3 separate regions of the Homo sapiens genome follow, and all the other regions are linked to region 1. A link is an interaction called in ENCODE POLR2A ChIA-PET data of the cell type or tissue named here. Cell type or tissue: CD4-positive, alpha-beta T cell. All regions are shown on one strand. Each heading gives the region's core, and the rest is flanking DNA. Links, peaks and the distances in the headings are about the cores only. Region 1 overlaps RIPOR1 (RHO family interacting cell polarization regulator 1). Region 2 overlaps CTCF (CCCTC-binding factor). Region 3 overlaps CTCF (CCCTC-binding factor).

The links. Peaks named below come from ENCODE experiments on the same cell type or tissue, not always from the same donor. Only the 100,000 strongest peaks of a DNase experiment are listed, where the experiment ranks them.
Region 2: POLR2A ChIA-PET joins it to region 1 with 6 read pairs; 10 of 35 experiments call an interaction of 5 or more read pairs at or near these places.
Region 3: POLR2A ChIA-PET joins it to region 1 with 6 read pairs; 10 of 35 experiments call an interaction of 5 or more read pairs at or near these places.

What each region holds. Positions count from the first base shown.
Region 1 is chr16:67,543,905-67,549,672 of GRCh38, forward strand. RIPOR1 (RHO family interacting cell polarization regulator 1) reads left to right here. Exons shown (of 22, transcript NM_024519.4): 15 at 395-527; 16 at 791-926; 17 at 1,052-1,213; 18 at 1,472-1,630; 19 at 1,760-1,956; 20 at 2,045-2,128; 21 at 2,237-2,327; 22 at 2,462-2,882. The coding sequence ends at 2,559. It overlaps LOC124903703 (a long non-coding RNA gene), which reads right to left. Exons shown (of 2, transcript XR_007065094.1): 2 at 5,315-5,443. Among named protein-coding and RNA genes, the nearest start is that of CTCF-DT, 16 kb to the right of the region's middle. RefSeq lists an enhancer at 3,093-3,152 and a silencer at 3,102-3,396. In CD4-positive, alpha-beta T cell, for the core only: CTCF peaks have their summits at 3,217 (motif pointing right) and 3,428; DNase peaks (open chromatin) are centred at 3,277, 4,047 and 4,431; H3K4me3 peaks cover 1,198 bases; H3K27ac peaks cover 2,162 bases.
Region 2 is chr16:67,627,426-67,633,179 of GRCh38, forward strand. It overlaps CTCF (CCCTC-binding factor), which reads left to right. Exons shown (of 12, transcript NM_006565.4): 9 at 945-1,127; 10 at 1,973-2,108. Among named protein-coding and RNA genes, the nearest start is that of CARMIL2, 15 kb to the right of the region's middle. In CD4-positive, alpha-beta T cell, for the core only: no CTCF peak of the experiment used is centred there; no DNase peak of the experiment used is centred there; H3K27ac peaks cover 873 bases.
Region 3 is chr16:67,621,062-67,625,162 of GRCh38, forward strand. It overlaps CTCF (CCCTC-binding factor), which reads left to right. Exons shown (of 12, transcript NM_006565.4): 7 at 381-530. Among named protein-coding and RNA genes, the nearest start is that of CARMIL2, 22 kb to the right of the region's middle. In CD4-positive, alpha-beta T cell, for the core only: no CTCF peak of the experiment used is centred there; no DNase peak of the experiment used is centred there; H3K27ac peaks cover 412 bases.

The DNA.
Region 1 (5,768 bases), core at 863-4,862:
GTCAGTCCTGGAGTGGCCTTTGCTGGTTCCCAGTTGAGAGTTGTGCCAGGTCCCTCCTTCCTCTGCTGCTGCCCAGGCTACAGCCCCATGCCCTGCACCCTTTGCAGTCCACTTGTCATAAACCATCCCGCCTGCAGCCTACTCCTACCCATGCCATCCCCAGTGGTCCCAGCTGGAGGTAGCATGGCGCAGACTGACTCCAGAGATCCCTACTACCACCTGCTGGTCCCAGCCCCTTCCTCCTTCTGGAAATCCTCCATGAACTTACCCCACTGTCTGCTGTCGGTGCATCATCTTCTTCCTTTCTGGCATGGGGGAAGCTTAATAAAAATAAACGCTGGTGACCAGGTGGTGATGTGTGCCTGTGGGGTGGTGGACCCCATTTTTCCCTCAGGCCTCCAAGCAGCCCGGAGGCTGGGGCTGAGGACAGCATAGACTCACCCAGTGCCCGCCCCCTCAGCACGGGGTGTCCAGCTCTGGATGCTGCCTTGGTCCGGCACCTGTACCACTGCAGTCGCCTCCTGCTGGTGAGGCTGATGGTGTTCCCCCACCCTTCCTTTGTAACCCCTAACCCCAGGGAGTCCTGCCCTTCCATCCTGGTCCTCTATACCTCCTCTGAGTGCCACACCCCAGTGCCCCAGGGCCCTTGGCATCTGGCCCTTGCTGAATGGAGTATCTCCCAACTCTGCAACCCCAACCTCCCCCAGTGCATGCTGGGACTTGTCCCTGAGCACGATCCTCCCGAGCCCTACCCTGAGGCCTGAGCTACTTGGCCACCCATGTTCTCCAGAAACTGGGCACATTTGGGCCCCTGCGCTGCCAGGAGGCATGGGCCCTGGAGCGGCTGCTGCGGGAAGCCCGAGTACTGGAGGCAGTATGCGAGTTCAGCAGGCGGTGGGAGATCCCGGCCAGCTCTGCCCAGGAAGGTAAAGGCCCTGGGGGTTCGGGCTCTGCCATCTGCCTTGAAGCTCCTACCTCAGCCTACTGCCATCTGCATGCTCTCTACTCACCTGCCTGCCTGTTGCTGACGGTTTCCCTCACCCCCTCACAGTGGTGCAGTTCTCGGCCTCTCGGCCTGGCTTCCTGACCTTCTGGGACCAGTGCACAGAGAGACTCAGCTGCTTCCTCTGCCCGGTGGAGCGGGTGCTTCTCACCTTCTGCAACCAGTATGGTGCCCGCCTCTCCCTGCGCCAGCCAGGCTTGGCTGAGGCTGGTGAGTGGGCTGCTTCCTCCTTCCACCCTTGCTCAGATTCCCAGTGACAGGAAGCTCGGGGAAGCCAGGTCAGCCCACACAGATAAACGAACTGGGCACCGAGGAGACCAGCAAAGACTTGGGCCTTAGAGCAGAAGGACCCAGATGGGTGGGGTTTGAACAGGGGGCCCCTGGACCTGAGCCTGGGATAGGAGCATCTCTCCCCTCTAAAAGCTGTGTTCACCCAAACTCTGAGGCCCATGCTACTGCCTCCTGCAGTGTGTGTGAAGTTCCTGGAGGATGCCCTGGGGCAGAAGCTGCCCAGAAGGCCCCAGCCAGGGCCTGGAGAGCAGCTCACAGTCTTCCAGTTCTGGAGTTTTGTGGAAACCTTGGACAGCCCCACCATGGAGGCCTACGTGACTGAGACCGCTGAGGAGGGTGAGGCGGTGGCCCTGATCACATAGTGGCCTCTTGGGGTCTGAGGACATGAGGACAAGCCCTCCCCAACCTCGGGGGCTCCTCACCCTGCCACCTTGCCCACCCACCCACCATATCCCCTTTTTTCAGTGCTACTGGTGCGGAATCTGAACTCGGATGATCAGGCTGTTGTGCTGAAGGCCCTGAGATTGGCGCCCGAGGGGCGTCTGCGAAGGGACGGGCTGCGGGCCCTCAGCTCCCTGCTCGTCCATGGCAACAACAAGGTCATGGCTGCTGTCAGCACCCAGCTCCGGAGCCTGTCACTGGGCCCTACCTTCCGGGAGAGGGTGAGTTGGACAGGGCTCCCTTGAGGGCGAGGGCTGGGGTCCTGGACTCCCACTGTCTGGCTAAGTCTGTCCTCCCACCCTTCCACAGGCCCTCCTGTGCTTCCTGGACCAGCTGGAGGATGAGGACGTGCAGACTCGAGTGGCTGGCTGCCTGGCCCTAGGCTGCATCAAGGTGACCCCTGCCAACCCTCCCACCCCTCTGTCCGCTTCCGGCACCCCCACCCCTGAAACCCTCCCATCTGCTCCCCTGAGCCCACCTCAATGCTCCCTCCCCTGACAGGCTCCCGAGGGCATTGAGCCCCTGGTGTACCTCTGCCAAACTGACACAGAAGCTGTGAGGGAAGCTGCCCGGCAAAGCCTACAGCAGTGTGGTGAGGCTGGGGGATGGAAGAGATGGGTGGAGTTCTGGGACATCTTGGCTGATGGGAGTAGGAGAGATGGCGCCAGGGGTGGGAGAGTGGGATGGGGCTAGGGCCACCCTTGACCTCATCCTCACTCATTACAGGAGAAGAGGGACAGTCTGCCCATCGACGGCTGGAGGAGTCCCTGGACGCCCTGCCCCGCATCTTTGGGCCTGGCAGCATGGCCAGCACAGCATTCTAAACTATTCACCCATGGGTTCCTGGTGCCCCTTTCCCCCCACTTTCAGGGCTCACCAGGCACTGGCAGGGAGGGTAAGGGCTGGCTCCAGATACCCCTCCCCCACAGATTCCTAGCAATGAAAATCTAATATATTCTTCTGTTGCCCCTGGGGTTGGAGAGTCAGTGCCTGCAGTCAAGTGCCTCCCAGCCTCGGCTCAGCACATCCCTTGCCACAAATCAGTGTCTGGGGCTTGGCCACCCTGCCGCTGCCCAGCCACATCCCTTGGTTTTGTATTTTATTTACAGAGTTTTACAGAAAATAAAAAAGCAAAATGTCTTTCCTACATGGCCTGGTACACTCCTGACCCTCTGCTCCAACACCCTCTGGCTGTGGCCCTGCCTGACACTGGTGTGTTCACACTGCAGCTGTGACAGTGCCATGTGCACTTGCCCTGGAAATTCAGGTGGAAGAAAGCCCAGAGGCTGGAACTGGGCTTGGAGAAGAGAGCAGGGGAAAAGGGTGGTTCAGCCTGCAGGTGGGGCCTACCCTGGGCCTGGGAACTACGGCCCAAGGTGGAGCTAAACTGGAGTTGGCCCAGAAAACACCAAAGGGTGCCAATCCCAGGCTGTGGCCTGGGAGCAAAGGGGAAGGGAAAGGAAAAACAGGAAGGGAAAGGAGGCACGGGGTGGCTGGAGCTTCTGCCCACCAGGGGGCAGCAGATCCGCGTCAGCAGATGCCAGGTTTGGGTCTTCTGCAGCCTGGGCAGCTTTCTGCAGAGGGGGCTGAAGGAGCTCCTTGAAGCTGGATGGCAGGGGAGAGGAGCTCCTTGCGGAGGGGAAGAGCTGGGACCTGGGAGGCAGGAGACCTGGATGGCTAACCTGTGACCCAAGACAGCAAGTCCCTTCCCTCTCCAGCTGTCTCCCCCTCTATAATAACAAACGTGCCTGAACTCTGTGATCCCCAACAGCCGGCCAACCTGTGCTGCTTCAGGAAGCAGAGATCCCAGGAGAGGGCTTGCCTTTGCCCCGCCTCGCCTTGCCCCAGAGCTGCCTGGCCAGTGAATGTGTTAACCCCAGAAGGCTGAGTCCTGCGTGAGGAACTGGAGTGTGGGGTGGGACTTCAGGATGGCAGGCCTGTTCTAAGGAGGGGCTGAGGGAGGCCCACACCCGTGGCTAGAGAAACAGGCTCTCCACCCTTCCCCTCTCCCTCAGCACTTCCAGTATCCAGGGGCAAGGAGGTGGTGCATACGCAGCACTTCCCTGACTCATTGAGGCCACTCTGATGTCCCAGTACCTGTGGCAGCAGCTTGGCCTGTGCAGGACGTGTCACGTTGGGGAGCCTGCCCTCAGGAAGAGCCAGTGAAGTGCCAACAGTCCTCTGGAGGGTGACCCAGATCCCCAGGGAGCCCTGCCCCCCAGTGTTTTAGAGCTAGGTATGAAGAGGTTTGGCTGGGGCTTTAACCACCTGCTGGGGAAGCCAAGCTGAGCAGAAAAAACGGCAACAGGAAGAAGCACAGGAAGCACCTGTGTGGATGCAAGTGGCTCATTCCAGACGCTGGGGCGAGGGTGGGCAGGGGCAGGCAGGCAGCCCTCTGCACACTGGCGCGGCTCTTTGCTCTCTGGGTAACGAAGGGTGGCACGGGATGGTGCAGCTCAGTATTTGGGGTGGTGAGCTGGAGCAGCATGGGGCAGAGGAGGCAAACAAATGATGGAGACCAGGCCAGCACCCAAGGCTGGCCACAGCTGGGGCCTGCCCCAGGGGTCCCTGGAGGAGGCCGGCAATCCCAGAACCGCCCCTAGCAGCCCTCAGTCCTGAGGCCCCCACAAGAGGCCCATTGGTAGAGCAGGGCTATCCACCTGCATCAAAAGCATAGCCTGTCATGGTGGGGGAAGAGGAAGTGAACACTGGTTGACCAGGTCCTGGGAAAGTGCAGATGGGGGTGACTGAGCCTGCATGAGCTCACAGCTCAGTACACAGGAGAGAGCAGGGCTTGGGCAAGAAATGGAGGATGGAAAAATGTCATCATCCCAGCCAAGGGGTCCACTGGCGTTGTCACTAAGAATCCCTGCTCTCCAATGCTGGGAAGGGACAGACCCTAGACTCTGTGCTCTGCAGAGTCCTGAGGCCAGAGCCTAGTATTCAGCTCTAGCCAGGGGTGGGTGTGAGGATCGGAAGGGGACAGGAGCTGGAATGAGGGCACTGTGAGCACAGCCAGGTGAAGCACATGATGCCTATCTGGCTCAGAGCAGCATGAATCAACCCCAGGACAGCCAGTCAGCCTCTCTCCATCAGTGGCTTGAAGGCAGGCTGGATGGCCTCCTACACCCAGGCCCATGCCCAGGTTCCTGAGATGGTGGAGGGGCAGAGAGAACCCTTGTCCTCCCACCTCTGTATCTCTCCTGACCCCCTCTGCCTCACAGGGGCCTCCCACAGGGCAAACCTGCCCATAGCATTCTCCCACCCCCTACCCTGCTGTCATGTGGGTCAGGGAGGCAGGTGTTCCTGCTGTTTGGGACTGAGGACAGTTGGGAGCCCCTTGCCTCAGGTGATGGGCAGTTGACGATACCATCATGAGTCAAAGGTATCAGGGCAGGGAAAGCGTCTGCCCAGCCTCTGAGGGGACAGATGGAAGTGGGCCTCCAAGGCCTGTGACACACTGAGAAGTGCCCTATCAGTTAAGTCCATTGAGGCCACAGTCGCCTTGGCCATCATCTCTGAGACTCTGCCCAGAGGAAACTGCTCCACGCACACTGCAAAGCAGGGGCCAGGCTGAAGTAGTCCATGATACAGTTTATTGTGCTGGCAATCGATGGAGTGTTCCCTCTACTCTCCTCCTTTCCTCTTGCCCTCTCCCAACCTTACCTTTCCTCCTGTCTCCCACTCTTCTTCCTCATGTATTCCAAGCTGCAGAGGACCAAAAAAAGAAGAAAGAAAAAAGGCACGTTTGTGAAGGCAAAGAAAAAGATGGGTTGGCATGTGGGAAGAGGATTGCTGCTTTGTCTCGCCCACAGAGCGGGGGTGCCTTCCTTGTATGTTTCTGTGCCTGGTATGTGGGTACAATTTGCTGAACCCCAGACATATGACATGACCCTCCTTTCCCTCCATACCCCCCTCCCCACCCCAGACAATCCTGGAGTGTCCCTTTCAGGCCATCCATCTCCCATGGACAGAAGGCTCTTGGCTTGGCTGCAAGGCCTGGCTTTTCTGGGCCTGGGTGATACAGGAGGGT
Region 2 (5,754 bases), core at 1-4,000, 83 kb after region 1:
GGTTGCATTGAGCCGCGATTGCGCCACTGCGCTCCAGCCTGGGTGGCAGAGCGAGACTCTGTCTCCAAAAGAAAAAGAAAAAATTAGCTGGGGCCAGGCACGGTGACTCACACCTGTAATCCCAGCACTTTGGGAAGCCAAGGCAGGCAGATCATTTGAGGTTGGGAGTTCAAGACCAGCCTGGCCAACCTGGTGAAATCCCATCTCTACTAAAAAAAAAAAACAAAAAAACACGAAGGTCGGCCGGGCGCGGTGGCTCACGCCTGTAATCCCAGCACTTTGGGAGGCCGAGGCAGGTGGATCACAAGGTCAGGAGATCAAGACCATCCTAGCTAACACAGTGAAACCCCGTCTGTACAAAAAATCAGCTGGGCGTGGTGGTGGGTGCCTGTAGTCCCAGCTACTCCGGAGGCTGAGGCAGGTGAATGGCATGAACCCAGTGAGCCGAGATTGCGCCACTGCACTCCAGCCTGGGCGACAGAGTGAGACTCCATCTCAAAAAAAAAAAAAAAAAAAAAAGTCAGCTGGGTGTGGTGGCAGGCACCTGTAATCGCAGCTACTCAAGAGGCTGAGGCAGGAGAATTGCTTGAATCCGGGAGGTGGAGGTTGCAGCGAGCCAAGATCGCGCCACTGCACTCCATCCTGGGCGATAGAGCGAGACTCCGTCTCAAAAAAAAAACAAAAAAAATTAGCCAGGCATGGTGGCTCATACCTATGGTCCCATTTTGAAGCTGCAGTAAGCCATGATCACACCACTGCTCTCCAGACTTTGCAACAGAGCAAGACCCTGTCTCTAAATATATAGCTTTATCATCTCAACAAGCCGTGTGGAGTCTAGACCTAGCTTGGGTGAGAAATACCTGTTGGCCACATGCATGCAGGTGGCAGCTGGGGCAGTAGCCCCATGAGCAGGCTCTGAGGCCTTTCCCCCTATGCCGTTTCAGGAGAGGCACATGATCATGCACAAGCGCACCCACACCGGGGAGAAGCCTTACGCCTGCAGCCACTGCGATAAGACCTTCCGCCAGAAGCAGCTTCTCGACATGCACTTCAAGCGCTATCACGACCCCAACTTCGTCCCTGCGGCTTTTGTCTGTTCTAAGTGTGGGAAAACATTTACACGTCGGGTAAGGGTCAGAACTTCACTTTGCCTGTTATGATACTGAATATTGGATTTTTGGTCTTCCTCTGCAGAGCATGGTAGTTTTTTTCACTGAGGTTATAAACAGAGATGCTCCATTGTTTGGAAAGGGTTAGTCATCCCCATCTTGATGTTTCTATCCATGTGTGAACCCTTCCACTGATGGGGAACACAGTATCTTTGAATAGATTGATTGCATAAAGAAATTTCCTGGCCAGGCGCGGTGGCTCGCGCCTGTAATCCCAGCACTTTGGGAGGCCAAGGTGGGTGGATCACGAGGTCAGGAGATCGAGACCATCCTGGCTAACATGGTGAAACACCGTCTCTACTAAAAATACAAAAAATTAGCTGGGTGCGGTGGCGGGCCCCTGTACTCCCAGGAGGCTGAGGCAGGAGGATGGCGTGTACCCGGGAGGCAGAGCTTGCAGTGATCCGAGATGGCACCACTGCACTCCAGCCTGGGCGAAAGAGCAAGACTCCGTCTCAAAAAAAAAAAAAAAATTTCCTTAGGTGGATTGAAACCTGCACCCCACCCTACCCCACCCTTAGCTAGCTGTAGCCTGTTCTGGGTCTTCTCTTGGGGGCTCTGTTAGATCTTGACAGAACTAAGAGCTGGTCTGATCCTCCCCCGTCTCTGTCTGCAGGCTGCTGAGCCTCCCCTTAGAGAACCCAGCCTTATCCATTTCCCCTGAGCAGAGACAGCGTGTTCAGGACACACTTAGCAGATACTAGAATTTTTAGGCTTAATATGGATTTTATTAAAGTAAATAACTTCCAATCTGATCTTAGCTTTTTTAGTGGTGTGAAAGAGGATTTTGTTCTTTTTGTTAGAATACCATGGCAAGACATGCTGATAATTGTGCTGGCCCAGATGGCGTAGAGGGGGAAAATGGAGGAGAAACGAAGAAGAGTAAACGTGGAAGAAAAAGAAAGATGCGCTCTAAGAAAGAAGATTCCTCTGACAGTGGTAAGTGACTTGTTCCTTGATTTGCTTACTATGGCAGGCTTTGGAGCCCAGTTTCCAGTGTGTTTATGTATGGATATGCTGGGATATAGAGGCGGGCACACACTCTTCCTTTCTTTAAACTTCTCATCTCCTAACGTCTATTTACAACAGCAGTTAGTGTTTTTCTGGGGCATATTTTCTTTTTTCTTCGTGGCATTCCGCTCATTAATGCCCTTTTTTTTTTTTTTTTTTTTTTTTTTTTTTTTTTTTTTTTTTTTTTGAGACGGAGTCTCGCTCTGTCGCCCAGGCTGGAGTGCACTGGCGCGATCTCGGCTCACTGCAAGCTCAGCCTCCCGGGTTCACGCCATTCTCCTGCCTCAGCCTCCCGAGTAGCTGTGACTACAGGCGCCCACCACCAGGCCTGGCTAATTTTTTTGTATTTTTTAGTAGAGACGGGGTTTCACCGTGTTAGCCAGAATGGTCTCGATCTCCTCACCTCATGATCCGCCCTCCTCAGCCTCCCAAAGTGCTGGGATTACAGGTGTGAGCCACTGCGCCCGGCCATTATTAATGCCTTATACGTAATCTTGAGTTAAAGCAAAATTAATATTTTTATTCAGTTTATTCAAATTTGTGATATTCTAAGGCCAGCAGAGTTTCTTTTCCTATGTTCTTAACTTTTACATTTAGGAAGCTGGTCTAGATAAGAGCAGTGAATCTAATGGACATGAAGAAGGTTGTTTAAGCATCTTCACTTATGGTTTGACTGCCTGTGTCAGCCTAACCTTGAGAGGTGCTGATCAAGTCAGTGAAGGTCAGCCTTTCTCTTCCTACCTTAATCTCTCCATTTAAAGTTTAAAATCTTGCCTATTTTCCTACCACAGGTACTCTTTGGAGTGTTTTTTGCCTCTCTAGTCATGAAACCCAGGCAGGAGGTTGTGCTTAGAAGTGCCAAGCCTCGGTCGGGCACAGTGGCTCATGCCTGTAATCCCAGCACTTTGGGAGACAAAGATGGGCAGATCACTTGAGGTCAGGAGTTCGAGACCAGCCTGGGGAACATGGCAAAACCTTGTCTCTACAAAAAATTTAAAAATTAGCCAGGTGTGGTGGTACATGCCGATAGTCCCAGCTACTCGAGAGGCTGAGGTGGGAGAATCACCTGAGCCCGGGAAATTGAGGCTGCAGTGAGCTGTGATCACGCCACTGCCTTCCAGTCTGGTGGTCGAAGTGAGACCTTGTCTCCAAAAAAAACAAAAAGTGCCAAGCCTCACAAAGAGGGTGGAGGAACAAGAGTCTTGGTAACTTGGAGGCCACATTTAATTACACAAACATGTTCAGAGTGTTAGATTCTGTAGTGTGGATATCTAGGTTGCTGGCATCCAGGTGGGAAGGCACCTCTGTAACTAAAGACTTAAGGTATGGATGGAAAAGGTGGTAGAGAGTTTGGTTTTAGGAAATGGACTTCCCAGAAGCACCATTAAACTGGAGAGATTATAGATGATGCCTGATAGTCTAGGGATTCTTCATATTGTGTTTTGCACTGGTTGTCAGTAGAAATAGTGGGGAGGGGTTGAGATTTTTGAAGAAGGAACATATTGGAGAACTTTAGTGACTTTATTGGGCTTTTTTTGTTCTTTGTTTGTTTTTTTTTTGTTTTTTGTTTTTTTTTTGAGACAGTGTCTCCCTCTTGTTGCCCAGGCTGGAGTGCAGTAGTGCGATCTCTGCTCACTGCAACCTCCACCTTCTGGGTTCAAGCGATTTTCCTGCTCAGCTTCCCAGGTAGCTGGGATTACAGGCATGCCCCACCACACCCTATTAGTTTTTGTATTTTTAGTAGAGATAGGGTTTCACCATGTTGGCCAGGCTGGTCCAGAACCCCTGACCTCAGGTGATCCATCCGCCTCGGCCTCCCAAAGTGCTGGGATTACAGATGTGAGCCACTGTGCCCGGCTGTTTTTTTGTTTTTAAATAGAGATGGGGTCCCACTGTGTGGCTCAGGCTGGTCTCGTAACTCCTGGGCTCAAGTGATCCTCCTGCCTCGACCTCCCAATGTGCTGGGATTATAGGCATGAGCCACTGCACCCAGCTACTTTATGGGTTTTATTGTAAAACTTTCTCATGAAAGCACTAAGCTGTTTATGTTTGGATCTGTAACAAGGTCCCCCCCACCCCCCCCCCCTTTTTTTTTTCCTTTTTTTAAATGGAGTATCCGTTTTAAGTAGCATCTTCTTCAGTCACTGGGTGTTAAGTGTATGCCTCCTTTAAGATGTCAATTTGCAGCTGGTCATGGTGGCTCACGCCTGTAATCCCAGCACTTCGGTAGGCCAAGGCAGGCAGATCACCTTAGCTCAGGAGTTCAAGACCAGCCTGGGGAACATGGCAAAACCCTGTTATCTACAAAAAAATACAAAAATCAGCAGGGGGTTGTGGCCTGCGCCTGCGGTCCCAGCTACCTGGGAGGCTGAGGTGGGAGGATGGCTTGAGCCCAGTAGGTTGAGCTGCAGTGAACTGAGATAGTGTCACTGCACTCCAGCCTGGGTAACAGAGCGAGACCCTGTCTCCAAAAAAAAAAAAAAAGGGAAAAAAATTATTGCACTGAACTGTTGGGGGTTTTCAGAAATGTTAGGAGACTCCCAGATATTACCAGTGATCAGATAATCTTAACCTTGGGGATCCCTATAGTTGTTCTTAGTTGCAAAGCCGCCTGCTGCCAGACTCTGTCCTATGTCCTGCTTTCTCCTGATACTGCCTTGTTCACTTCTGTGGTTCATCTCCAGGAAGACCAGCTTCTTTCCCTAATTGTATGTAACCAGAAGCATCTTTAGTCAAAAGAGATTATTGATAGCTTCTGATAGATTTCTACAGTTCTGTGTTCTGTCTGCTGCTGGTTAGTAGAGCATGGAATTTGGTTCCAGGCCTTATACCTAGTGACTCTTTATCTCCCCCAGAAAAGGGACGTCAGCCTGGGCTCCATGCCACTGTTGGCCATGCAGTCTTACTTGTCCTGACCCAGAAGTTCTGCCTGTCGGCTGTCTACAGAGATTGACCAGCAGATGGTCTACTGCTGTTTTCAAGGCTTTTTGCTGAAATACCACCAAGCCAATAAGCCTTTGATCCTGTTAGCCTGCTTTTGTGTGCTTTTCCCCCAATTCTGACTGAACTTGTTTAGTTTTCTAGGCATTGGGCCAACTTAGGCAATAGAGGGCTTGAAGAAGTTCAGCAGGGAAGCATCTCTCGTTCTTGACACACTGCCACCTATCTATATATTCCCCACGTTTTCACTTAGGATTTCAGTCACTTGAGAAATAAGGCATTTTATCTGGAAGATCAGGAGTTTACCCACAGATCTCTAAATTTAAACATTTTGTTCCAGAGAAAGAGAGTGCATGTTAATAACCCGTGCTTTCTAGAGGAAGGCAGGCAGTGTACATTTTGTGCCGCAGCCATGGGGGAGGGATAACAAAAGCTCTTTGGCTGCCTGCAGATGTGGGCGCCAGAACAGCCCCAGACTGAGGGCAGAGGTTTGAATTCTACCTGCTGTGACTTAGCTGTGCATTGCAGTCACTTAGTTTCTCACTTTTTCTATAAAATGAGGGTAACACCCTCATTCAATGAAGTACTGAAGCCTAAGTGGAAAATGGTGAATTTTTAAATTGTGATGTTTGCT
Region 3 (4,101 bases), core at 102-4,101, 76 kb after region 1:
AATTAAGTTAAAATGGACAGATTTTAATTTTAAAAGTCTGGGTAGATTTCCTAACCTACCTTATTCAGTTTTCCTGGATATTGTCTTTTCCTAAAAAGAAAAACTTGTGGGTTCTCCATTCAGTCTCCCCCAAAGGTAAGCATTGCTGTAATGTGGAGGATTCCAGAGTAGAGCTGGGCAGAGCAGAGGTGGCCAGCAGCAGTTTAGGACTTGGCCATATCTGAAGATAGACAAGATCCGGGAACTGGGACTGAGCCTCAGCCTTCCTAAGACCTGTAGATTCTCTGTGGTGTAGCATATCTGCCACCTGAGTTACCCTCCAGTTAAATTACAGTATTTATTCATTTCATTTATGTGTTCATTCTGTATTTTCTTTAAAGGGGAAAAGCCTTATGAATGTTATATTTGTCATGCTCGGTTTACCCAAAGTGGTACCATGAAGATGCACATTTTACAGAAGCACACAGAAAATGTGGCCAAATTTCACTGTCCCCACTGTGACACAGTCATAGCCCGAAAAAGTGATTTGGGTAAGTAGATTAACTAGTGAGAAGTGAAAAAAATATTTTGAAGGATTTATATTTCGAAATATGGGGATCAAAAATAACTTCACCTTCTGACTCTCATAACATTTTATGTATAGGAATGGCCTGTCACTTAGTTTAGTAAAAGCCATTGCTTAGCTGCTTTTTTTTTTTTTTTTTTTCTATTTCTTCCTTTTCTTACTGTAGTCAGGCCACAAGATTCTGTCCTGAGTAAAACTCATCTATAAATTAATGGGAGCTGTGATGGGAGGAGACAGAGTACACCTTTAATTAGTAGCCTTCCTTCCCCAAATAGGAAAGTAACATAGTGTGATTCAAACTCAGGTCATTCTATTGTATTTTTTTGAGAACGTCTGTACTTTCTCTAGGTAATGGGACTGTTTTATTGGTTTAGTGGTAACTGTATTTCTGTGCATAGTTAAACTAGAGTTTACATGCAGCCGGAGTTTATTAATAATATTTAGTGTAGGCCGGGCGCGGCAGCTCACACCTGTAATCCCAGCACTTTGGGAGGCCAACGCGGGTGGATCACGAGGTCAGGCGATCGAGACCATTCTGGCTAACATGGTGAAACCCTGTCTCTACTAAAAATACAAAAAATTAACTGGGCATGGTGGTGGGCGCCTGTAGTCCCAGCTACTCGGGAGGCTGAGGCAGGAGAATGGCGTGAACCTGGGAGGTGGAGCTTGCAGTGAGCAGAGATCACGCCACCGCACTCCAGCCTGGGTGACAGAGCGCGACTCTGTCTCAAAAAAAAAAAAGGTAACGAGTAAAAAGTGAGAGCCATCCTCTCCCTTACCTCATATCTACTCCCAATAATTAGCTCTCTTTAAGTTTAGTGGGATATCACCTCAGTTGATACAACTTGTAGTACCGTAAATACATAAATTCATGATCCCAAATGTAGCTGGGCCCTCACTGCTCCTAGCTGTTCCAGCTGTTTGTTCTTGTCAGGTGTGCTCCAGTTCTTTATGAGTGAGCGAATTCATTCCACAGTGTTTGGTGCTTATATAGAGTTGGGCAACCTACTCTTACTTTTTTTTTTTTTTTTTTTGAGATGGAGTTTTCCTCTCGTCACCCAGGCTGGAGTATGATGGCATGAACTCAGCTCACTGCCACCTGTGCCTCCCAGGTTCAAGTGATTCTCCTGCCTCAGCCTCCTGAGTAGCTGAGATTATAGGCGCATACCACCATGCCCGGCTAAATTTTTTTTTTTTTTTTTTTTTGTATTTTTTAGTAGAGATGGGGTTTCACCATGTTGGCCAGGCTGGTCTTGAACTCCTGACCTCAGGTGATCTGCCTACCTCGGCCTCCCAAAGTGCTGGGATTACAGACATGAGCCACCGCGCCCAGCCCTCACTTGCTTTTTTTTGTGACAAAGTTTTGCACTTGTCACCCAGGCCAGAGTGCAGTGGCCTGATCTCTGTTCACTGCAACCTCCGCCTCCTGGGTTCAAGCTCTTCTCCTGCCTCAGCCTCCCAAGTGGCTGGGACTACAGGTGCCCGCCCATGGCTAATTTTTGTATTTTTAGTAGAGACAGGGTTTCACCATGTTGGCCAGGCTGCTCTCGAACTCCTGACCTCAAGTGATCTGCCCTCATTGGCCTCCCAAAGTGTTGGGATTACAGGCGAGAGCTGCTACACCAGATCCCCTACTCCTATTTTCTTATAACCTCTAATTTTCCTTCTTTTTTCTCTCCCCTCTTGGTCTCAGTAAATGACTTCTCTTCCTACTTAAAAAATAAAGACAAAGGGCCAGGCGCAGTGGCTCACGCCTGTAATCCCAGCACTTTGGGAGGCCAAGGTGGGTGGATCATTTGAGCTTAGGAGTTCCGGAGCAGCCTGGGCAACATGGCAAAACTCCATCTCTACCAAAAATACAAAACGGTTGTGGTGAGGTGCACCCTTGGTTCCAGCTACTCAGGAGGCTGTGGTGGGAGGATCACTTGAGCTTAAGAGGTAGAGGTTGCAACGAGCCGAGATCGTGCCACTGCACTCCAGCTTGGGTGACAGAGAGACCCCATCTCAAAAAAAAAAAAGAATCTTAGCCAGACACAGTGGCTCACACCTGTAGTTTCAGCTATTCAGGAGGATGGGCCAGGAGTTCTAGACCAACCTGTGTGATATAGCAAGACCCCGTCTCTTAAAATAAATAAAAATATAGCCGGGCACGGTGGCTCACGCCTCTAATCCCAGCACTTTGGGAGGCTGAGATGGGCGGATCACAAGGTCAGGAGATGAAGACCATCCTGGCTAACACAGTGAAACCCCATCTCTACTAAAAATACAAAAATTAGCCGGGTGTGGTGGCACATGCCTGTAGTCCCAGGTACTTGGGAGGCTGAGGCAGGAGAATTGCTTCAATCCGGGAGGGGGAGGTTGCAGTGAGCGGAGATCGCGCCACGGCACTCCAGCCTGGGCAAGAGAGTGAGACACTGTCTCAAAAAAAAAAAAAAAAATTATATATGTGTGTGTGTGTGTGTGTGTGTGTGTGTGTGTGTGTGTGTGTGTATGTGTGTGTATATATATGTGTGTGTGTGTATATATGTGTGTATATATATATGTATTCATATATATATGTATTTTTATATATATGTATGTCTTCACCCTCTAGGTTTAACTCTTCTCTCCTTCCCAGCCAGCCTTTATGAAGAGTTAACATCCCTCACAGTCTTCTCCCCCTCATCTTTCCCTCTTGTCTGGCTTATTCCCCATCACTCTGGTATAATGACTGTTGCTTAAGGTCATGAATGACCCCACTCTCTGAATGTAGTGAAGACTCCTTTCCACTCTTCTTCCTAAGAGATGACTTGATCTGTTAGCAGTGTTCTTCATCGTTGACAGTACCCTCTTCCTTTGAAACACTTTCTTCCCTTGGCCTCTGTGACACTAAATCCTGTTGGTTTTCTTCTTCCTCTTACTTCTTTAAACTTTCTCTTATTTTAACCTTTTTTTCTCTCACTGGCCTTAACTCCAAGGTTTTTGTTTTTGTTTTTGTTTTTTACTGGAGACTGTCTTGCTCTGTTGCCCAGGCTGGAGTTCGGTGGCTCAGTCTTGGCTCACTGCAGCATCGACCAGGCTCAAGGAATCCTCCCACCTCAGCCTCCCTGGTAGCTAGGACCACAGGCACATGCCACGATGACCAGCTAATTTTTTTTTTTAGCTTTTGGTAGAGACAGGGTTTCACTATGTTGCCCAGGCTGGTCTCGTACTCCTGGACTCAAGCAATCCACCCACCTCAGCCTCCCAATATGCTAGGATTACAGGTGTGAGCCACCACACCTGGCCCAACTCTGAGACTTCTTTGTGTGTATGTGTGCTTGTGTGCTTTGTGTGAGAGACGGAGTTTCACTCTGTCACCCAGGCTGGAGTAGAGTGGCGCGATCTCGGCTCACTGCAACCACCACTTCCCTGGTTTAAATGATTCTCCTTCCTCATTTTCCCGAGTAGCTGGGACCACAGGTGTACGCCACCATGCCTAGCTAATTTTTGTATTTTTCAGTAGAGACGGGTTTCACTATATGTTGGCCAGGCCAGGTCTCAAACTCCTGACCTCA